Linked DNA regions of Homo sapiens: region 2 is linked to region 1. Evidence: chromatin loops called from intact Hi-C (ENCODE). Cell type or tissue: mammary epithelial cell. All regions are shown on one strand. Each heading gives the region's core, and the rest is flanking DNA. Links, peaks and the distances in the headings are about the cores only. Region 1 has its middle 23 kb from the start of LGR5. Region 2 overlaps ZFC3H1 (zinc finger C3H1-type containing).

Region 1 (11,641 bases), core at 2,696-10,695:
GTGGCAGGCCTTGATAACACACACACACACACACACACTTGCACACAAACACACAGTATATATTTACCAACTGTACTAAGTTTCACGAATGATCTTTTTTGGAAACAAAATTTACCAATGAGAAAATAAAGTGGCATGCACAAATGAGCCACATTCCTTAGAATGGTTTTTTTTCTACTTATTTGTTTAGCAATTCTTCTTTTCATAGATAGATAAAGTTATTCTGAACACTAATAAAATTATTATCTTTCTCAATTAGTGGGATGCAGTTTTACTTTTTATCTGCCTTTTTTCTTTAGGCATTTTTCTCTCCATTTTTCCTTTACTTGTGAGGTTGTATAATTGTGGCAACAGCTTGTTGGTTGAGGTTTATTCTTGTGCAAGCAAAGAAAATGGATCAAGAGATCATATTGATAAATGGGGGTGGGGCCCATCATGGGTTTTGGCATCTCAATTTCAAGGCTGCTTTGAGTGTCATAGAAGGTGTGTGTCATCTCCAACATATAGGCAGGTTGCTATATTAATTAGCTCGACTTCCTTAAATATTTATTAAGTTGAAGACTTTTCAGAGCAAAATCAATGTTTTCCATAGAGTGTTAAAAAAAAAAAACCTCTTGAGTGAGCACTCCAGTGCCAATTCACTGTGGACATTCAATTGGTAACAACACAAACGTGGATTTCTAATTTTTGTTTATACTGTTGATTTGTCCATATATGAAATTGATGGCAGTGGTGGCCCATTTGGAGCAGCCACTGTGGGGATGCCAGCTGCAGCAGGGGACAGTGTGGCTGAGGCTGTGCACTCCACAGAGCTGGCAGGGGCTGGGAACAGGTGGGAGCCTGCCCGTTAACAAGTTAAAGTGGTGGGAGCCCTGCGTTCCTGGGCACATCTGAGGCAACCAGCTGCAGCTCTGGACCTGGTCATCTCTGAACTCTCAGGGGCCTGGGAAGCCCCCCTGCCCCTGTAGGCTTGGAAGTGCCTGCTCCCACTCTGTGGCCTCTCCCCACTCCTGGTGCCTGCTCTGATTTCTGGGCAAAGTTGAAGCCGAGCCTGGGTGCTGTCATGACCCAGCCAGGTGTGCACATGCTTGGGTGGCACTGACACACCAGCCCCCTGCCACCTTGGCCCCCGTTTGAAGATTTGGGCAACAATGAGCTCAGGGAGGGATGTCAGGGCAACTGAGAACTGCTCTGCATGGGCCTGCAGGTGCCCCTTGTTGTGAGCAGCCTGGGCATGGTGGACAGCATGTTAATGAGGGCAGGCAGACATCTGGACAGAAAAGGGTGGGTCCCTAGTGAAACTGCACCTTCAAGCCAGTGACTGCCTGAAGCCTGGGGCTGGGCTGCTGGTTCTTCTGGGCCTGCTCATGGCCACCCATGGACCAATCAGCATGTACTTCCTCCCTTCTGAGCCCATAAAAACCCTAGACTCAGCTAGACTTGAATAGATGTCAAGATGACTTGCCTATGGAAAGGAGCTACCCACTGTGGGTGTCCTGAGAGCTGTTCCATTGCTCAGTGATGCTCCTCTCTGCCTTCCTTGCCCTCCAGTTGTCTGTGTACCTTGTTCTTTCTGGACATGGGACAAGAACTCAGGACCTACTGAATGACAGGACTGAAATAGCTATAACACAACAGGCCTGAAAAACACCCCCACATGCCTCTTGCCATATTGTGGGTGATGAGAAAAACAGAAGAACTATGGCCTTTTGGGGAACCCAGACCTAGGGGCTCCCTGAGCCAGAGCTGTGACACCCTCTTTGGGGCTCTGCAGTTCCTGGCATCTCCAAGCTTCTGGGTGCCATGGTGTTCCACCCATCCAGACACGAGTGACTGCAGTGGATGTGTGCAGTACATCTCTTCCAGCCACAGCCTTGCACAGAGCCAGCACCTGTGCTGGTGCCTGGAGCTGCCCGCCCCACTGCAACAGCCAGTGTGACTGGCTGTGTGCAGTGGCCAGACCCTGTGTTCGCTTGCCCACACACCTCTCACTGCTCTGTGCCTGGCTTACCTTTAGCAAGTATGGGATCTGGGCCAGTATTTTTGTTAAAAAAATTTTTAGAGACTGGGTCTCACTATGTTTCTCAGGCTGGACTCAAACTCCTCGGCTCAAGCGATCCACCTCAGCCTTCTGAGTAGCTGGGACTACAGGTGGGTGCCACTGCACCTGGCTTGGGACCAACTATTATGTGTGCTATACTAGATTTTGTTTCACAGGCACATTAAAATATTGTTTAAGTTTAAAATTGAACTACTTAAGTGCCAGAAGGCTTAAGGCTTTAACAATGTTTAGGAGGTCAATTAACATCTATTTTTGGCTTTCCTTCGTCATTGCCACTTATTCAACAAGTAGTTATTGAGTGCCTGCTATGGCAAGATCCTCTTGGTTCTGGAGGAATAGCAAGCAAACAAAAACAAATAAAAATCCCTGCCCTTTACATTCTAGAGTAAGTTTACATTCTAGAGAGGCAGACAATAAATAGAATAAAATTAATAAAATATAACATATTCTAAAATCTAAAATATATAGAATGTCAGGTGGTAATTAAAAAAAGCAGTGATGGGAAGGTAAGAAGTGTGAGGTCAGGGAGGGTGAATTTCTGTTTTAAGTAGAATGGCCAGGGGAGGGCTCACTAAGATGTGATGTCAGATAAAAGACCTAAAGAAAATCAGAGAGTGGGCTGTGCAGGCATCCATGGGGAGGAGCTTTCCAGACAGAAGAAACAGCAAATAGAAAGACCCTGAGCTGGCTGGAGCAGGCTGTCATGTCTGATGGGCAGTTGGAGGCCAGTGTGGCTGGAGTGCACTGAAAAGGAAGGAGGACTTCAGGATGGTCTCTGACTGGCTATTGCAAGGACTTTGGATTTCACTTTGAGTGTGATGGAGAGTCACTGGAGGGTTTGAGCAGAAGAGTGATGCAATCTAATTTATACTTAAAGGAATGTTTTTGTCTGTTGGGTGGGGAAGAGATGAGTTATGAAGAGGGGTGGAGGAAAAGGCAAGGATATCTTAGTCCAGGTGGTGGCTTGAACTAGGGTGATAACGGTGGAAGTGAAACCAGCGGCTGGATTAGGGGCTGGATTTGGGATATGTCCTGAAAATAGATTGGACAGAATTTGCTGATGAATTGGATTTGAAGTTTGTGACAGGGAGGGAATAATCAAGGAAGAATTCAAGGTTTTTGTTGTGATCAACAGGAAGGATGAAGCTGTCGTTAACTGAGATGTGGAAGACTGTGGGAAGAAAAAGTTTGGAAGAAAAGAAAAGGAGGCAGGAATTGAATGTGTTAATTTAGAGAGTATATTATGTCTGAATGCAAACAATATGTAATTGAATATATATGTCTGGTGTTCAGAGGAGGACTCTAGGATGGATATTAAAATTTGGTAATTGTCAGAATGTACATAGTATTAAAAGCCACAATACTTGTTGAGATCACTAATGGGATGGGTAGAGGTAGAATAGGGAAGAGGTCCAGGTACTGAACCTGAAGTGCTCTGAAAGCTAGCCTATAAAAGGTCAACTGCAGAGGCTGATGCACAGAATCATTACCAGCAAAGATTAGGGAGAAGTGGCCAGTAAGAGTAGAGGAAAATTAGAAGACAGCAGTGTCTGGTAGCTATGAAAGAAACTATCTCAAGCGACAAGGAGTGATCAATAGTAAACTATACTCATAATTAATTTAAAATGAAGAGGGAGAACGTCTATAAGGTTTAGCATTGTGGAGGTCTTTAATAACCCTTAGAAAGAGTAATTTTTTTTTTTGAGACAAGGTCTTGCTCTGTCACCCAGACTGGAGTGCAGTGGCATGATCGTGGCTCACTGCAACCTCAACCTTCTGGGCTCAAGAGATCCTCCCACTCAGCCTCCCACGTATCTGGGACTACAGGTGCATGCCACTACACTTGGTTAATTGTGATGGAGACTGGGTCTACTTGGAATGAATTCACTTATTCTATTTGAAAATATCTGAAATAAACACCCCAAAATATTCTCTAAGCAAAAAACCTAGAACATACTTTCAGATATTGAGACAACAACAATAATATCAATGACAACTGACATTTATTCAGTACCTACTTGTGTCAGGGACTGTGTTAAAGTGCTTTACAAGTACAATTTTATTTGACTTTTCACAATCAACCTATGAATTAGGTTCAATTATCTCCATTTCATAAATGAGGAAGTTGACGTTTATAGACTTTTAAGTGTGTAAAGTCACATAATGAGTAAGTGATGGAACTGAGATACTGGAAATATTTTCATAATGCTTTTACACTGAATGATTATTTTGTTTCCAGGGTATATTGATATGCCTTTGGAAATAAGTAGTCTCATTCTTTAGAACCTAAGGTGGTATTTTTTACATTCCATTTATTTCATGTCCCTTTATTTTCCTGATATCTAGCACTTCTACAATAATGAAAAGTTATAACTAGTTCCTTTATAGTTGTTTGTATGGTACTTTTTTGATGCAGAGAACTACCTAACATATTTCAATTTATTAAATTAGATTAATATGTTCAATCAAGTTAAATGTTATTAAGGAAAATGCTATTTTCTAGAATGATTTCTATTTTTAATAGAAATTTATTTTGAGGAACTTGATTACATTTTTGGAAGTATATTCTTAAAATAATTACATCGAAAAGCCATTGAACATTTAACATACTCATTTCATGTTCATAACCTTTCTGTGTGGTGGACATTATTATTATCTACATTTTACACACAGGGACCTGGAGGTTTAAAGAAGTTGAGTAAATTGCCTGAAGTCACAGAGCTTGTAAGTGGTTGAGTAAGGATTGACCCCATGTCCTCTGAAATTACATTCCCTGCTTTTTCCACTACAACATGCATGTAAATTTAGTTAATTCCAATGCTCAGCTTGAAATATTATATCTTTACTCATCTGTGTTAAATTGATTACCCTCATTTGATGCACCATTGTAACTCTAACAGCTGGAGCAACAGGGGCCCACAGTTTTAGGAAAGCACGTATATATTTTTAAATTAGGCGTGTTTTCTCAGGGAAGCATGCGAGTAGTTTGTTATTATTTTTCTTTTTTAGGATTGATTCTACATAACCTGAGAGAGGGAAAAGCAGAATTACTGTTGCTTGGCTATGCTCTTCATAGTTGCTGATCCTTTTTTGAGGATGTAGCTAGGAGTGGTGTTAGCAGGGAAATGGAATGAACACAGACTGTGCCATGAATTCTGGAGCCTGCCCTGAAATAGGCTGGGGACTGTGTCATTGATTTTCTAGAATGACTTCCACAATTTCCCAACCCTCCTGAATCTCACATTCAATTCACAAAAAATTGTTGATTTCCTTACATTAGCATGCCCTTTTCACATTTACTTTTGAGCCTCTTTGATCAAGCTTCTACTCTAGGGCCAGAATGGTTTATTAGACATGCAACAATGATAACCCACGTATGGGTTCAAAATTCTTCAGTGGCTCCACATTACATTTAATATAGAATATCAATCCCTTAACATGGCCTACAGGGTCTGACCTGGTCTGGCCCTCTCCCTACTCTTCAACCTCAGCCAGTACCATTTTTCATCACAGGCCCCAGGCTTTCTTGAAGTTCCTTTAGTCTTTTCCTTCCTCAAGGCTCACGGAATACTATTTCCCCTGCCTAGAATATTATCTTCTCCATTCTTAGGGGTAAGTGCTTCCTCCTCAAAGACCTTCCCTGACCACCCAATCTAAATTAGGTCCCCCCAGCCCCTGTTATAATTTCTCTAATTATTTTCTGCCTTTCCTTCAAAGTGTTTATTACAATTTGGTGTTCCATTTTATTCGTATGTTTATTCTATATCAAGACCCCTCCCCATATAAATGTAAGTCACACAAGGGCACTTTCTATATCTGCTTTTTTTCACCACTGCCTGGTAACATAAAAGACATTCAATAACATTTCTAGAATAAATGAATGCCCTTTCATAAGCTGTTTTATCAACCTGGGATATAACAAAAATAGCCAATGTTTATTTTGCAGTAATATCCTAAGCACTGTAATGACATTACAAATTGGTTGATCCTGGAGCAGGGGTAAAGCTGGGAGATGCATGTATGTAATGATTAGGTTTCATGGGAGGATGTAAATTTTTTGTTTTGCTGCATTTTATTGACTGTCTAAAAAGCAAGTGATAAGGAAAGAGAACAAAAGGATTTGGTCAAATGTCGAATTCTATCACATTATATCTAGATATTCTTATGGAGAATATTGTGCAATCAAGAAGCTGTGATGTATAAGTAGATCAATATGAACTTGTTTTAAAGAGACGAATAGTCACATCAACTTTTCAATCCTTTTGATAAGTAGAAATAAGTAGGGACAAACTCAACTGTCCCTAATTTTCTTTAAATTTGAAAATAGTCTTTTACTGTCTTCACAGGATGCGTGATTGGGAGCAGAGATTGGTTAACACTATCATTTTAGCTCCCTCTGCTGGTAGTGAATGATGCGTTTAGCAGAGGGCTGACGAAAAGTGCAAATGTTGCTAAAGATAGGGATGAAACACCTTTGCTGTTGTTGCTAGTCTCCTCTTGGTCAAGGTAGGAAGCAAACATGCTGTTTTTAAAGCAATTTTTAACAGTCTTATTGATATATACTTTATATACAATAAGATTCACTTGTTTAAAGTGTACAATTAGTTTTTACTGTGTTTACAGAGTTGCACAACCATCACCATAATCTAATTTTAGAACATTTTTCATCGCCCCAAAAGAAATCTTCTATCCATTGGCTACAGCTCTCTTTCTTTTACCCTACCTCCTCTGCCACTAGCTCCTGGAAACCACTAAATTACTTTCTGTCTCCATAGACTTAACTAATTTGGACTCATTTGATAAATGGGTTCATACAATGTATGTTTATTTGTGTCTGCCTATTTCACTTAGCATACTGTTTCTAAGGTTTATTCGTGTTGTGGATCAGTATTTCATTAGTTTTTATTGACAAATAGTATTCAATTATATGGACATACCACATTTTGTTAATCTATTCATTATTTGATGGGCAATGAGGTTTCTGCTTTTAGGCTATTATGAATAATGCTGCTATAAACATTAGTGTTTAAGTTTTTAGGTAGACATATGTTTCAATTATCTTGAGTAGACAGATACCTAGGAATGCAATTGCTGGGTCATATCTACACTGAACATTTAGAGGAACTGCCAATTTTTTTCTAAAGTGGTTATACTATATTACATTCTCACACATGCTCTTTTGGATAGGTTTACAAAGTAGCGCCTAAGAGAAAGACAGCTTAAATTTAATGTGTCTTTTGTCATTTATTCTTTTAAAAATTTTTAAATTTTATTTCAATAGTTTTTGGGGAACAGGTGATTTTTGGTTACATGGATAAGTTCTTTAGTGGTAATTTCTGAGATTTCGGTGCACCCGTCACCTGAGCAGTGTACACTGTACCCAATGTGTAGTCTTTTATCCCTCACCCCTCCCACTGTTTCCTCCGAGTTTCCAAATTATGTCATTCCTATGCCTTTGTGTCCTCACAGCTTAGCTCCAACTTATAAGTGAAAACATATGATATTTGGTTTTCCATCCCTGAGCTACTGCACTTAGACTAATGGTCTCCAACTCCATTCATTGCTGTGAATGCCATTATTTCATTCCTTTTTATTCCATGGTGTATATATACCACATTTTCTTCATTCACTCATTGATTGATGGGCATTTAGGCTGATTCCATATTTTAGCAATTGTGAATTATACTGCTATAAGCATGCAAGTGTCTTTTTCATGAAATGACTTCTTTTTCTCTGGGTAGATACCCAGTATTGGGACTGCTGGAACAAACGGTAGTTCTACTTTCAGTTTTTTAAGGAATCTCCATAGTGTTTTCCAAAGTGGTTGTTCTAGTGTACATTCCCACCAGCAATGTAAAAGTGTCACCACATCCATGCCAACATCTATTATTTTTTGGTATTTAAGTAATGGCCATTATCTCAGAAGTAAGGTGGTATCTCACCGTGGTTTCAATTTGCATTTCCCTAATAATTAATGATGTTGAGTATTTTTCATGTCTGTTGATTATATATCTATTATGTTTTCATGTTTTTTGCCCACTTTTTGATGGGATTATTTGTTTTTTTTTTCTTGCATATTTGAGCTCCTTATAGATTCTGGATATTAGTCCTTTGTCAGACGCATAGTTTGTGAATATTTTCTCCCATTCTGTGGGCTGTTTACTCTGCTGATTATTTCTTTTGCTGGGCAGAAGTCTATTTATTTTTGTTTTTGTTGCATTTGTTTTGGGGTTCCTGGTCAGAAACTCTTTGCCTAAGCAGATGTCTAGAAGAGTTTTCCCAACATTATCTTGTAGAATTTTTATGGTTTTGGGCCTTAGATTTAAGTCTTTGATCCACCTTGAGATGAGTTTCATATAAGGTGAGAGATGAGGATCCCATTTCATTCTTCTACATGTGGCTTGCCAGTTATCCCAGCAGCGTTTGTTGAATAGGGTGTCCTTTCCCCACTTTATGTTTTGTTTGCTTTGTTGAAGATCAGTTGGCCCTAAGTATTTGGCTTTATTTCTGGGTTCTCTATTCTGTTCCATTGGTCTAAGTGTATTTTTATACCAGTACCATGCTGTTTTGGCAACGATAGCCTTTTAGTATAGTTTGAAGTTGAGTAATGTGATGCCTCCAGATTTGTTCTTTTTGCTTAGCCTTGTTTTGGCCATGCAGGCTCTTTTTTGGTTCTATATGAATTTTATGTTTTTTTTTCTTGTTCTGTGAAGAATGATGATGGTACTTTGATGGGAATTGCATTGAATCTGCAGCAATTTTGAGCATACTGCCAAAAGCAATATGATGCTTTGCATCATCAAAGCAATATATTGCTTTTGGCAGTATGGTCATTTTCACAATATTGATTGTACCCATCTATGAGCATGGGATGTATTTCCATTTGTTTGTGTCATTGATGATATCTTTCAGCAGTGTTTTGTAATTTTCCTTGTAGAGATTTTTCACCTGGTTCTGTATATTCCTAAGCATTTTATTTTTTTTTTGCAAGTGTTGTAAAAGGAGTTGAGTTCTTGATTTGATTCTCAGCTTGGTTCTTGTTGGTGTATAGCAGTGCTACTGATTTGTGTACATTGATTTTGTATCCTGAAATTTTACTGAATTTATTTATCAGATTTAGGAGCTTTTTGGATGGACCTTTAGGGTTTTCTTGGTATATGATCATAACAACCGCGAACAGTGACAGTTTTACTTCCTCTTTACCAGTTTGATGACTTTTGTTTCTTTTTCTTGTCTCATTGCTCTGGCTAGGACTTCCAGTACTATGTTGAATAGAAGTGGTGAAAATGGGTCATTCTTGTCTTGTTCCAGTTCTCAGGGGCAATGCTTCCAACTTTTCCCCGTTTAGTTCAGTTTTCAGTCCAGCTGTGAAACCATCTGGTCCTGGACTTTCTTTTTGTTGGCAATTTAAAAAATTACTGTTTCACAGTAAACTGAGATCACGCCACTGCACTCCAGCCTGGGCGACAGAGCAAGACTCCGTCTCAAAAAAAAAGAAAAAAATATTACTGTTTCAGTCTTGCTACTTGTTATTTGTATGTTCAGAGTTTCTGTTTCTTCCTGATTTAATCTAGGAGGGTGATGCATTTCCAATAACTTAGCCATCTTCTGTATGTTATCTAGTTTGTGTGCATAAAGGTGTTCATAGTAGCCTTGAATGGTCTTTTGTATTTCTAGAGTATTGATTGTAATATCTCCTATTTTGTTTCTAATTGAGCTTATTTGGATCTTCTCTCTTCTTAATCTCGCTAATGGTCTATCAATTTTGTTTAAGTTTTCAAAGAACCAGTTTTTTGTTTCATTTTTCTTTTGTTTTTTTTTTTTTTTGTGTCAATTTCATTTAGTTCTGCTCTGACCTTTGTTATTTTTTTTCTTCTGCTGGGTTTGGGTTTATTTTGTTTTTTGTTTATCTGGTTCTTTGAGGTGTGACTTTAGATTGCCTATTTCTGCCGTTTTGGACTTTTTGTTGTAGGCATTTAATGCTATGAACTTTCTTCTTAGCGCTGCTTTTGCTGTGTCCCAGAGGTTTTGATAAGTTATGTCACTATTATCATTCAGTTCAAAGAATTTTTAAATTTCCATCTTGATTTCATTGTTGACCCAAAGATCACTCAAGAGCAGATTATTTAATTTCCATGTATTTGTATAATTTTGAGAGTTCTATTTGGAATTAATTTCCAGTTTTATTCCATTGTGGTCTGAGAGGATACTTGATATAATTTTAATTTTCTTAAATTTATTGAGACTTGTTTTGTGACTTATCATATGGTCTGTCTTGGAGAATGTTCCATGTGCTGATGAAAGAATGTATATTTTTCAGTTGTTGGGTAGAATGTTCTGTAAATATCTGTTAAGTCTATTTGTTCTAGGATATAGTTTAAGTCCACTGTTTCTTTGTTGACTTTCTGTCTGGATTACCTGTCTAGTACTGTCAGTGGAGTATTGAAGTCCCCGCTATTATTGTGTTGCTGTCTATCTTATTTCTTGGGTTTAGTCATAATTGTTTTTATCAAATTGGGAGCTCCAGTAGTAGGTGCATATATATTTAGGTTTGTGACATTTTCCTGTTGAACTAATCCTTTTATCATTAAATAATGTCCCTCTTGATCTTTTTTTTTTTTTTTTAACTATTGTTGCTTTAAAGTCTGTCTTGTCTGATATAAGAGTAACTACTCCTGCTCACTTTTGGTTTCTATTTGCGTGGAATATCTTTTTCCACCCCTTTACCTTAAGTTTATGACAGTCCTTATGTGTTAGGTGAGTCTCCTGAAGACAGGAGATACTTGGTGGGTGGATTTTTATTCATTCTGCCATTCTGTATCTTTTAATTGGAGCATTTAATTCATTTACCTTCAGGATTAGTATTGAGATGTGAGGTACTATTTTATTCATCATGTTAGTTGTTGCCTTAATACCTTGTTTTTCTTTTTCATTGTGTTTTCATTGTATTGTTTTATGGGCCGTGTGAGATTTATGCTTTAAGGAGGTTTTACTTTGGTGTACTTCAGAGTTTCATTTCACTATTGAGAATTGTTTTACAGCATTTCTTGTAGTGTTGGCTTGGTAGTGGCAAATTCAGTGTCTGAAAAAGACTTTATCTCTCTTTCATTTATGAAGCTTAGTTTTGCTGTATATAAAATTCTTGGCTGACAATTGTTTTGCTTCAGGAGGATAATCATGGAATCCCAATCCCTTCTGACTTGTAAAGTTTCTGCTGAGAAATCTGCTGTTAATCTGATAGGTTTTTCTTTATAGGTTATCTGATGCTTTTGTCTCACAGCTCTTAAACTTCTTTCCTTTGTGTTGACTTTAGAAAACCTGATGACTATGTGCCTATGTGATGATGTTTTTGCAATAAATTTCCCAGGTATTCTTTGAGCTTCTTGTATTTGGAAGTATAGATCTCTAGCAAGGCCAGGGAAGTTTCACTCAATTATTGGCTGAAATAAGTTTTTCAAAGTTTTAGATTTCTCTTTTTCCTCAGGAACATCAATTATTCTTAGGTTTGGCTGTTGGACATAATTTCAAAGTTCTTGGAGGCTTTGCTCATTAATTTTTTTTCTTTGTCTTTGTCTGATT
Region 2 (11,641 bases), core at 2,073-10,072, 190 kb before region 1:
TTTTTGTAAGAGGCATTCTAAAATATTTGCTGGGTAGTCTTGATGGAATTTAACTAATCAAAATTTATACTTCGTCATTGTGCTCATAGAGCACATTTGGGGTTCGTTACACTTGCAATGCTTTGTTCATTTTCCTGAATGTACTTTACAGGTTACTTCAACATGAATGGGAAGAAAGCAATGTTCAGATTCTGAAACTTCAAGCCAAGATGTTTACATATAATATCCCAACATGCCTGGCCACCTGGAAAATGTAATGCAACAATCATGTACATGTTTTTATAGCTATTGCTTTTATTTATAAGGTTTGCTCCAGACAGGTAAATCTGAAATGACATCTATATATATATATATATATATATTTTTTTTTTTTTTTTTCCTGGACAGATTGCTATTCTTAATTTAGATTTGTTTTTAGCATTTACTGAGGTTTAATGAGAGTGAGTACTCATTGAATAGCCTCTAAAAGCAAAAAGCGTAGACTTTTAATTTTCTTTGAAGGACAACATTTAGGTGACAGTACTGTTATCAAACAAATCTGCTACAGACATTTTAAGACCACCTCTTGAAATGGTGGTGTGTCACCTGTTGTAGTCTGATTTCTTCTTTCTTTTAAAGGTGTTAGTGCTAGGTATTTTTGACTAGTAATTATGAGGTGTTTTTTTTTTGTTGTTGTTGTTGTTTTTTTTTTCTCCTGTGAACGTTATTTATGTTCAAAACACTGGTCTGCTTTTTTCTTGTAAAGTTGATAAAAATTGTTGAATTTTTCTTTTCACTATAGGTTTTCCTCCTTGGAAGTTTAGCCTGTTAACTTTCAGGAAGTTTTGTACTCAGATTCCCACAGTCAGTATTCTGCCAGTGGTGGTGTTTCATTTTGTTCAAAGATATATAAATTTTTCTTTTCCTTTTTCTATATTTCTTTTTTTTTTTTTTTCTCTTAGAGCCATTGCTGCTGAGATTGTTCTAAAGGGACAAAGAGAGGTAAGCCATGGTTGAATCTCAGATGGGTCACTTTTAAAAAGTTTTTCTGTCTCTTTTGTTGACTTCTCAATTTAAAAGAATTAAAGCACAGAAGTTAACATTTCATGCACACTAAGAACCAAGTGGGGAAACAAAAGTAGTTAACATTTTAAGAGTACCAAATATTCGGAAACTCCAAAACTCAGCATAACCATTTTGTCTCAGATGTTATTGTGAATTACCATTCTTTAAACAGATGGAATTATGAAGGTGTTTTTCATTATATTTTCTGATGGAATTGTGTGTATATCTATCTTACAGGTCCACCGTTTATATCAGAGAGCCTTACAGAAGTTACCTCTTTGTGCATCACTGTGGAAAGATGTAATGCTTTTTATCTTTTATTTTATCTCGATGTTTTCCTGTAAATTTTCTGCATGTGCCATATCCATTGATGTGGTAATGCTCAAACTCTAGCTAAGTCTTACTTCTATGCTTCCCTGTCTTTTACAGCAACTCTTGTTTGAAGCATCAGAAGGAGGTAAAACTGATAACCTGAGAAAACTAGTTTCCAAGTGCCAAGAGATTGGAGTCAGCCTAAATGAGCTCTTAAATTTAAACAGTAACAAAACAGAAAGCAAGAATCACTGAACACTGGGTGCAGTCAGTTCTAAGTCCTTATAATAATTGCCAAAATTATTTGAATGATTCTTCAAGATTAGGCTGATCCCTGGCTAAGGTCTGTGTAAGGCAGACAAGCGTTATTGATCATATCAAGTTCCCTACAATATCCTGTCCTCAAAACCGGAAGCAATGAACATGATCCTCTTCGGTTGGATAAATGAACTTCCTGTTTGGCCTGCTTCTAGGCCCTGCCAGATTCTCATAACATCATATACGTAAGTATAGTTCCTCAAAGTGACTGACATTTATTTTAATTTTGCTTTGTTTTTTTTTATTTTCTCCCCCATTCCTTTATTTTGTGTTATTCCTGACTCACTTGACACTCTCTGATGCCTGAGAGATTCCTGTTTGGGATTTAATATCCAGGGCTGTGTTTACAGTAAAAAAAGCAGGCAGTCCCTTTTAGTTTTTCCTTTTTAAATTTTTTTGAGATTCTTCATTTCAGGATTTAAAACTATAGCAGTCCATCTTAAGGAAAGTGTAACTGCCATGGCCACAAGTCTGCTAGTTGCACTTGAATGCTCTATCAGGGTTGTTTATTACCCTTTCTACGTTCTGGACTCCTTGCCGAGACTGTTTAACTTGAAGATTAAAGAAACTATTGCAAATGCCAGTGCATCAGAACCTAAGAGTGGTCAAATATTATGTGCAATTTTTTTGTAAAGAAATTTTAATTTATAATAAAGTTTAACAGTTTAAAGAACAGTTAATATTTGAACTGCTTTGTATTGAAATACTACTTTGTAGTATTGAAATTGTTTATATACTTTTTTAATATAAGTTAACTTTCTAAAAACTCTTGCTGTCTTTATTCACTTTTCACACTGGTGGGAAAGGGTTGAAGTCGGAGATACGGATATTCACCATAACTTATAGCAATACTTTTTTATCTTGAAACTGCTTTCCCATTAAAAAAAAAAAAATTAATGACTTTTTAATTCATGAGAAGATGGATACTGTTGTGAGGACAGTGAACAGAGAGGTTTGCACTACCATTAAATTCCTTGTTCTCAAATTCTCAGTGTTTAGAAAGTGCCTCCCAACCGTAGTTTGAATGATTTGCCTAGTGACATGCCATCTTATGTTGAATATCAGTGTGATTGAATGCAAAGGAGACCTTGCTTTTTATTTTGTTTTCAGTTTATATTTGGTTGTTTTAACCTTGGCAGGAAAAATGTTAATGACACAACGCACACTGGCACAAATCTGATCTTAGAACTACATGTGCTTGAACTGTTAGAGGCAGAGCAGCAACCCCATGAAATACTAGGAAACTTGTACATGTTTACATTTGTATAATGCTCACTAGAAATAGAACCATATTTTGAGTCCCTATTCTGTACCTACCAGACAGGGCGATTTGGCTAGTAAGTGCTGTTTGATGGGGCCAAGAATGGAATCCATTTGTCTAGTGTCTTTCATTTAATCAAAAAGAAAGCTGGAGGCTTACTGGTTTTTCCCTAAAACCAAAAAAAATGTGGGTGGAAGATAGTAATCCCAGAGGAATAGATATCTACTCACTGTATGCATTTAACTTTATATAACTTTGAAAGCTTTTCCTCCTCTGATTTTTTGAAAACAGTTGTTGGGTACTTAGTAAAATATTTCCAGTGTGTGCCTCCATACATAGTGTAACAGTTTTTATGTTAACTGAAATGTCTCAGAAGTTTTTAGGAGACAATGCTAAGCCTGAACTTTTGTTGCATTAATATTTCCATCAGCAGTAACTATTTTGTCTCTGTCTTTTTTTTAATGAGTTCTTTGCATTGGTGTATGTAGAACTCCACTCAGTGCATGCAGTCACAGGGTCCGTCCATGGAGGCTGTACACTAACAACTCTAGGGATGGCCATTCACATGTTCCGCACAGTCATGTAGGAATAGGCCCTGTTTCCTCTTTGATCCATTGTCATATTGCTATTTAAAGGTACCTTATACAAATGATATTGCCTTAAAGATAAATTCTGATATCTTTTCCTGTCAGTTTATAAACTCAACTTTAACCTTCATGTAAAAAAAAATCACACACACTGCTTAAGGGTGAGGTATATGTTCCTGTCATCCTTCCATTGTCAGTTTTACTTTTTTTTTTTTAATGAAGTACTTTCAGTACATGATAATTAAAGTATTAAACAAATTTGGGTTAAAGTTTTTATGGTTATTGTAGAAACATGAATATAAAAAGATTTCACATACTGTGTGACTAAAGTCTTTCTTTTGGACAGAGAAAAGACTAGTCATTGAGAACTGCAGTCCCTTGTATTCGCCACCCCTGCTGGGGGACAAAACATGCACACAAAAGAGGCCTTTTTAGGCTGTGGGATTTTATCTCTGATAAAGGAAATGGAGTGGTAGATTATGATGTATTTTTATGTGTTTTTGTTCATTTTAGAGAACAGCCTAATATTTCTATTTGCCTTTTAACGGAAAGTGGACCTTGTAACATTGTTTTTCACTCTATTATCTAAGGCGGTTTGCTTTCAATTAAAGGGTGTATAAACCTACATCATAAAGTAAGCAAGAATCTCCAGGTGCAACATCTAAGAGCTAAAGGCACTAAGCAGACAAGAAAAAAGTGATTAAGACTGACAACAAATGTAGAGGGACTTTATTGAAGATTGTAGTTCAAATATTTATTTTTCAAGGTTGTTGAAAAAGTAGGAACATGTGGCTAGAATACAAAGCAGGGCCAATATTCTTGGTTAAAGCTGTCATGTGTTCACAGATAAGTCGTAATTTCCTCAAGTCTGCTTTCATGTCTATGTTAACATTAATGTGAGGGAAGAATGGGGAAATACAATTTTAATGACCTTTCAGGTTTGAGGATTATGCCTGCAGGTGTATCATTGCCCTTCAGTGCATATTAACAGTAATTATTATACAGAACATTTTGAACAAGAGCTGGTCAAGAAAAGGCAAGTTCTGATTAACATTTCTGATATTGTTTCTTTTTTGTTCAAAATTAGGACTGTGTCTTTCCAAGCTGTGATGCTTCTTAATGCAGGTGTTAGAGTCAAGCTGAAAAAGAGCTTTTTCTTTCTTTCATCTTTTTGGGGGATAGAGGGGTTTATTCCATATGCCATCAGAATGCTCTCTTTCTACAGGTGTTCCATCTTTCTACGTGCTGTTCCATCCTGTCCTCATTCCCATCTTCCACCATCATTCACATAACCTTCCTCACTACTTTTTCAGTACTACTTGATTTAGATTATGATAAATGTGAAAAGATTTTTCAATTTTTTCTGATATCTTTGAGGTAGATAATGGAAACTTGCCCCTGTCTTCCACAAATGGTAAAATGGATATGGAGTTTGTCTCCACTTCTCATTTGGTGACCTTCACAAGAGGGACCCCACAACATGTTTTTCAGAGGCCTCATGAAGAGAATCAGGCATTTTTTCATTTCAGAATCCATTTGAGCTCTGTGCTAGGCAATCTCAATACAGAGAAGAGTAAAGGGATCCCCTTTTACATTCTAACAGAAAAGGAACGTATGCCAAGGAAGCATCTTCAAAGGGTATCTATCCTAACTTGAGTTAGAAGTTGGGAAAGGCTCCCTGAATGGAAGTGAATCATTGGGCTAAGGGATAAAATGGAGGAAAAGTTGAGCTCAATAATATTTTCAAAAATTGTGTCACTTCTATCTGTACATTTGGAATCCTGTGCATTTTTAAAAAACGTTCTGAAAAGCTTTAACTTTCCAAATTCATTCACAACTGAAAATTCATTAAACATGGTAACAGATGTGTAAAACTACAGAGCAGCCTAACTGTTCAGAAGAGAGTGCCTTTGGGGGCACCCTGTGCTTCAAAATCCACATGAGCATGACTGACTAGGAGTAATCCTATTAGAAGACCCAGTTTAAATGCCTTGATATCCAAAGTCTGATTGTAATTGCAGCTGCTGCTACTAGCTTTTCCTTTTTTCCCTCTCTCTCTCTAACTTCTTGGGTAATGCATGAATAAAATGTTACTTTCAACATTTATTATCTACAACTTGCAGAGCACTATTTCAATTCCAGTCTACATGGTTTTCCATTAATTTTTTTTAACCTTTCCTATGGTGTTGATCCATTATATTTTAAGAGTCATGGTTATTTTTCTGTTTACACAGAACTACCCAAAGATGGCCCAAAGTGGGCCAGGGGCTGTGGCTCACACCTGTAATCCCAGCACTTTGGGAGGCCGAGGCGGGTGGATCATGAGGTCAGGAGATCGAGACCATCCTGGCTAACACGGTGAAACCCCATCTCTACTAAAAATACAAAAAATTAGCTGGGCGTGGTGGTGGGCGCCTCTAGTCCCAGCTGCTCAGGAGGCTGAGGCAGGAGAATGGCGTGAACCCGGGAGGGGGACCTTGCAGTGAGCTGAGATAGTGCCACTGCACTCCAGCCTGGGTGACAGAGCGAGACTCCGTCTCAAAAACAAAGATGGCCCAAAGTGTCTTCACTGCTTTAAAGTGATTTTTCTATTTGACCCAATACCAGAGATGTTTGCAACCAATGTAAAGCTAATTAAAGCCAGGAATAAAATGACTCTGTTGAGTAACAACAATAACAAAAAAGTTTTAAGCTTAGAGGAATGTGTGCTTCCTAGTTTGATCAAGAATACAGAGGTTCCAGAATATCTGAAGCCAATATGACTCTTAAGTGGTGGGTGCTGTCATGGATCTGAATTTTCCCTCCAGTTTAAGAACAAAACAATACAAAACAGTGAATAGAATGTTAAGAATATGTGAGTTAATTGTATTTCAATTACCATAGAATAACATGACGATTTTATGCAAGACTAATAAATTTTGAAGACTATCCAATCTATAAACAAATATGACTTTTCAAGGGCCATCTTCTATGAATTAAGTAAAATTTTAAATAAAACATGAAAACTATTTGCATAGCCTTTCTTAAAAAGTATATACATTTGCCTTTTGGGAATCTGAAAGCCTCAAGACTGATTATCAAGTCTGCTGAAATCAAAGGTAGGTTTATAATGTTTGGTTGATCAAGCAGCTTAAATCTTGGAAAAGTTCTTACCTAGCGAAAGTAAGCCATATGAAAGAGAATGATAGCCAACGGTGTAAAGGAGCTGAATCAATTAGGAAGAGTGATAGACTGGTGAGCTGTTTGCATTAGTGGACATAATCAGGGCATCTGCTGCCAAGGCCAAAACAAACACTTAACTTGGCACATCATACAGTGAAATTTATGAGATTGCCAGGAGATAGATTTGGCATTTCATACTGGTTGAAATGGAGCTACAAAGAAATAGTTTCAGGAAATTGAGAAGTGTGAACCAATGTGAGTGATGAAAAAGCGTGTATTTAAAAGATCTGGGTATTAGATTCAGCTCTACCATAAACTAGCTATGTAATTGTGACAGGCCATTTCACTGCCCCCGTCTCTTTTTCTGCATCAAAATGGGGAAATATGTGTACTTACCTCAGGGGTGTTGAGATCAAATAATAGGAATTACCCTTAAAAAAAAAAAAAAGTATTTTGAGTTTGGAATCGTGTTCCAAAATTTTGAAAGCAGAGATGCTACAAAATAATAGTTTGCTTCCTCTGGACCTAATTTCTTTTCTTTTTTTTTGTTTTTGTTTTTTTGTTTTGAGACAGGGTCTCTTACCCAGGTTGGAGTGCAATGGTGCAGTCATTGCTCACTGCAGCCCCGACCTCCTGGGCTCAAGTGATCCTCCCACCTCAGCCTCATGAGTAGCTGGGATCACAGGCACACAGTATCGTGCTTGGCTTTTTTTTTTTTTTTTGTAGAGACAGGGTTTCACTATATTGGCTAGGCTGGTCTTGAACTCCTGACCTCAAGCAGTCTACCTGCGTAGGCCTCCCAAAGTATTGGGATTACAGATGTGAGGCACTATGCCCAGCCCTGGACAGAATTTCATTGCTGTCACTTGATGAAGAGCATATAACTCTACCAATGCTCAAGCATGAATTAGTTGCTGTTTGTAAGAGAGACAACAGAAAATTGTAGTCTAGGCCAGGTACCGTGGCTCAGGCCTGTAATACCTGCACTTTGGGAGGCCAAGACAGGAGGATTGCTTGAGAGCAGCCTGGGCAACATAGCGAGACCATGTCATTATTAAAAAAAAAAAAAAAAAGTTGCTGTCTAAATTCAGTGGCTCATTCCTGGCATTACCAAAATAACAGATAAAAATATCAGTTAAGAGATGGTCTTGAGACAGGCGTGGTGGCTCATGCCTATAATCCTAGGACTTTGGGAGGCCAAGTTAGGAGGATCTCAAGTTTAAGAGTTTGAGACCATCCTGGGCAATATGGAGAGACCTCATCTCTTTAAAAACATGGTCTTTAGGTTTTAAAGTCAAAAGGAATCAAAATTTAGTCTGCTTCTGTTTTCAGTTCTGAGGATTCTCAGCATGTTGGCTGGATTCCCTTTGTGGTGAAATAGAGGATAAAAACTACCCCTTAGTTCAGTACTCAGAATTTAAGTGTAGAGAGTATCTTGATAATCCAAGCCACTTTCCACACTTTTTTGGAGTTGCCTATAACAGGACATGAGAATATTGACCAATTAAGTTTACTTATTTTGTAGGCAGCAGTCATAAAATGACCTAACCAGGCAAGAGGACTTGCATAGAGTTTGCATATAAGATAATCCTCCAGGAACATACTTTTAAGAGAAAAGAATTGCTGGATTTTTTAAACCACAATTTTATCACAGTTAGACCAAATTTGGCTGAAGCTGTGGCCCAGTGGTGAAAAATCACAGAATGCAGAACAAGGGGTCCATTGGTAGTGTTCACTTGGTGATTAATGCTGTTCTAAATAAAAGTAATATCTAATTTGGGGGTGGGGAGGAAAGGATGTGAGTCAAAATAGCCAGTTGTAAAATCCAAGGCTTGCAATTCAGTGTGAATGACCCTTTCTATATTAGGATTGACAGATGAAAATAGCAGTGGCTTAAAAGTTTAAGTAGGGTGGACCAGGGCTGACTGTATGATACTCCGCTGTAACAGAGACCTAGACACCTATCTGTTTGTCCTGTGTGACCTCCTTTCCCAAAAGGGGTGCTACCTATGGTTGTGTTAAGTCATGTCCTGTACAAGGATACATGGCCAAAAGACTGAAATAGCAGGGGATGAAATTAATCCCATGATCAACTCATCAAGCACCCGAAGGCACTCGTTGAGTCGGCATGGAGGAAGGGTGGCCTTTTTAAAATTCACACAAAGGGACCATTAAGAATCCAAGTTCTATGGGGAGGGTTGGTGTTTTTCTAAATTGCACAACAGCACCACGTGGGCTGGTGGTCCTGATGATTCTAGATGGCTGCTCCACACCCAAGCTTTTTTGTTCACATTGTATTTAGCAGGAAGGAAAAATGAAGGGAAGCATGACCCGCCTCGCTTCTTAGGAGGACTCAGAAGCTGAACATGCCACATTTGCTTTTGTCCGATTGTTCAGAACATAGACACATGGCCACTGCAGGGAGGCTGGGAAATGTAGTCTTTATTTCGAGTAGCTATGTGGACTACATAAATTCAAGTATGAAAGGGAATACGTATCTGAGGAACAACTAAATATCTGCCACACTACCATCAAGTGGAGTAAACAGACTATAAAGTGAAGTTAGTGGCTTCAACCTAGCTTGTTTAGAGGTCTAAAAAAGTTTTAAATAGTGAACCTCTAAAATCTCTTCTAGTTCTCTAATTCTACTCTATAATCTTGAGTTTGGAATAGGGAAGCTGAAAGCACATTTCCCAGACCTAGCTGGTCTGGAAACTTAATAAATGGTCATTTAATAACAACTAACACTTTGTTGAGATGTTAGTCTGTCACACCATTGTAAGTGCTCAAGGAATATTTATTTAAATTTTCACAACAACCCTATGAGATATTGCTGTAATCTTCATTTTACAAATGTAAACTGAGTCATGAGAAATTAACTTAGCCGGGTCACAAAGATAGTAAATGACAAACCCAGGAAGTTGACTTCCAAGTGCATGCCCTTAATTTGCAACCTAAAAATCCCCTAGAGTAAAATTGGTCCACTGAGAAGCAATCCTGAGAACTTTGAGGGAATTATTGAGAAAGAGGCGCTTTCTTTTTGTTACACAGCTACACTAAGTTAGGGGAATGTAAGCCTGGAACAGTGGGGTAGTTGCCTTGACACAGCACTGTTAAGAGCCCACTGGAAGTGAGGCCCAAGAGGAAAGCAGAGCCAAGAGGTGAGGAAAGACATATTCTTGGTAATAGCAGGATTCGTTGTGTCTGAAATCAGATAACCATGAATTCTTCAGGCATTCAAACTTTTTCATTCTTACTGACTACCTCTTCTGCCCATTTGAAAAACTGACCTGGCTCTGCACAGCATCTCACACCTGTAGTCCCAGCTACTCGGGAGGCTAAGGTGGGAGGATCACTTGAGCCCAGTTCAAGGAGGCAGTGTGCCATGATCACATCTGTAAATAGCCACCAAACTCTAGCCTGGGTAACATGAGACTTTGTCTCTAAGAAAAATTTAAAAACTAAAAATTGAGCTTCTGAGACTCAGTATAGGTTCTTGTCCTCTGAAAACACTAAATTTACACATTTGTGGGTGTATGCCTGCAGAATGTAACATCACTGATTAAGTCATTGGACAATGAGGACAAAAGATGGTATGAGTTCTTACAATTGTATGAATTGTGATCTAAGTTGAGAGGTATGAAAGCAAGAGAATTGCATGTTTAGATAGGTAGGGGGTAGGGCTGAGAAGTTTCAGGAGGGAAATAAATATAGCCATAGTGCTTAAATTCTTTTTGGATTTTCCTTGGATAGAAAACTTGGCTGTATAATCAGCAGAAAGTTCACTTAACTCTTAAGTCAACATTTCTTCATTTTTAAGATGGGATTACTACTAGTGCTTATTTCACTTGGAGTTGTCAGGATAAAATAAGAGCATACTAGTAAAGGGCTTAGCCATAAGAGATGTGAGATAGTAGAAGCTATTTGAGGATAGAAAGCTTGGAAATGTGGGTTAGGGTAGTGTTTCATAATAATAAGAAAAGGATGGACAGGTGCAGTGACTCATGCCTGTAAATCTCAGCACTTTGGGAGGCTGAGGTGGGCAGATCACTTGAGATCAGGAGTTCGAGACCAGCCTGACCAACATGGTGAACTGTAACTCCTTGCTTACTCACAGGAAGATCGTATTAGTTATCTATTGCTGCATAACTTGTCTCTACTAAAAATACAAAAATTAGCCGGGCATGGCAGCTTGCGCCTGTAGTCCCACCTACTCAGGAGGGTGAGGTGGGAGAATTGCTTGAACCCAGGAGGCGGAAATTGAAGTGAGCCGAGATTGTGACACTACAGTCCAGCCTGAGTGACAGAGCAAGACTCTGTCAAAAAATAAAAAAAAGGAAAAAAACGACTTATTAGTGGTGGGGTCTCATTGCTTGTTAAAACTTCACTAGAGGAAGAAGAACAAGTAGAGACAAAAAGTGGAATAATTGAGTTTGAACCTTTATTTGGCAAAAGAAAGTTACAATAAAGGTTTGGAAACTAGTATTGATGGATGGGATGGCACTTGCAGAGAGATGAAAAGAAAATACGGCTTTTTCAGTTGGAGCTTCCCTGGTGTAGGGAATGTGCTAAAAAGATTATAGTGATCTAAGCCTTTGCCGCTCAGTGTGGTTCTGGATCTACAGCATCAGGGTCATCTGGAAGCTTGTTAGAAATGCAGAGTCTCAGGCCCTACCCAGACCCACTGAATCAGAATCTGCATTTTAATAAGATCCCAAGGTGATCTCATGCACATTAAAATTTGAGAAGCACTGCTCCAGGCCAGAGAGAAATGCATGGATTTCCATTGTTTAAAATACAAAAGAATAAAGAAATGTGGTCCCAAATCACTGGGACATCTGTCTTAATGTCTGTGATACAGTAGCAACAAGTTACATAGTTTTCTTTAGGCTTACTGTTCCATTATGCGGTGTGTGCCTGCCAGGTTTCAGAAACACAAAACTAACCACTAAATTTC

Evidence for each region. A loop is a pair of places that touch in the nucleus more often than their neighbours do. Peaks named below come from ENCODE experiments on the same cell type or tissue, not always from the same donor. Only the 100,000 strongest peaks of a DNase experiment are listed, where the experiment ranks them.
Region 2: it touches region 1 in a loop (4-fold over the local background); 2 of 110 quality-filtered maps call a loop at or near these places.

The regions. Positions count from the first base shown.
Region 1 is chr12:71,410,645-71,422,285 of GRCh38, reverse strand. No RefSeq gene overlaps it. Among named protein-coding and RNA genes, the nearest start is that of LGR5, 23 kb to the left of the region's middle. RefSeq lists a silencer at 6,497-6,546. In mammary epithelial cell, for the core only: a CTCF peak has its summit at 6,462 (motif pointing left); no DNase peak of the experiment used is centred there.
Region 2 is chr12:71,600,398-71,612,038 of GRCh38, reverse strand. ZFC3H1 (zinc finger C3H1-type containing) reads left to right here. Exons shown (of 35, transcript NM_144982.5): 32 at 152-253; 33 at 942-981; 34 at 1,282-1,344; 35 at 1,474-2,440. The coding sequence ends at 1,611. Among named protein-coding and RNA genes, the nearest start is that of ZFC3H1, 58 kb to the left of the region's middle. RefSeq lists a silencer at 10,444-10,644. In mammary epithelial cell, for the core only: no CTCF peak of the experiment used is centred there; no DNase peak of the experiment used is centred there.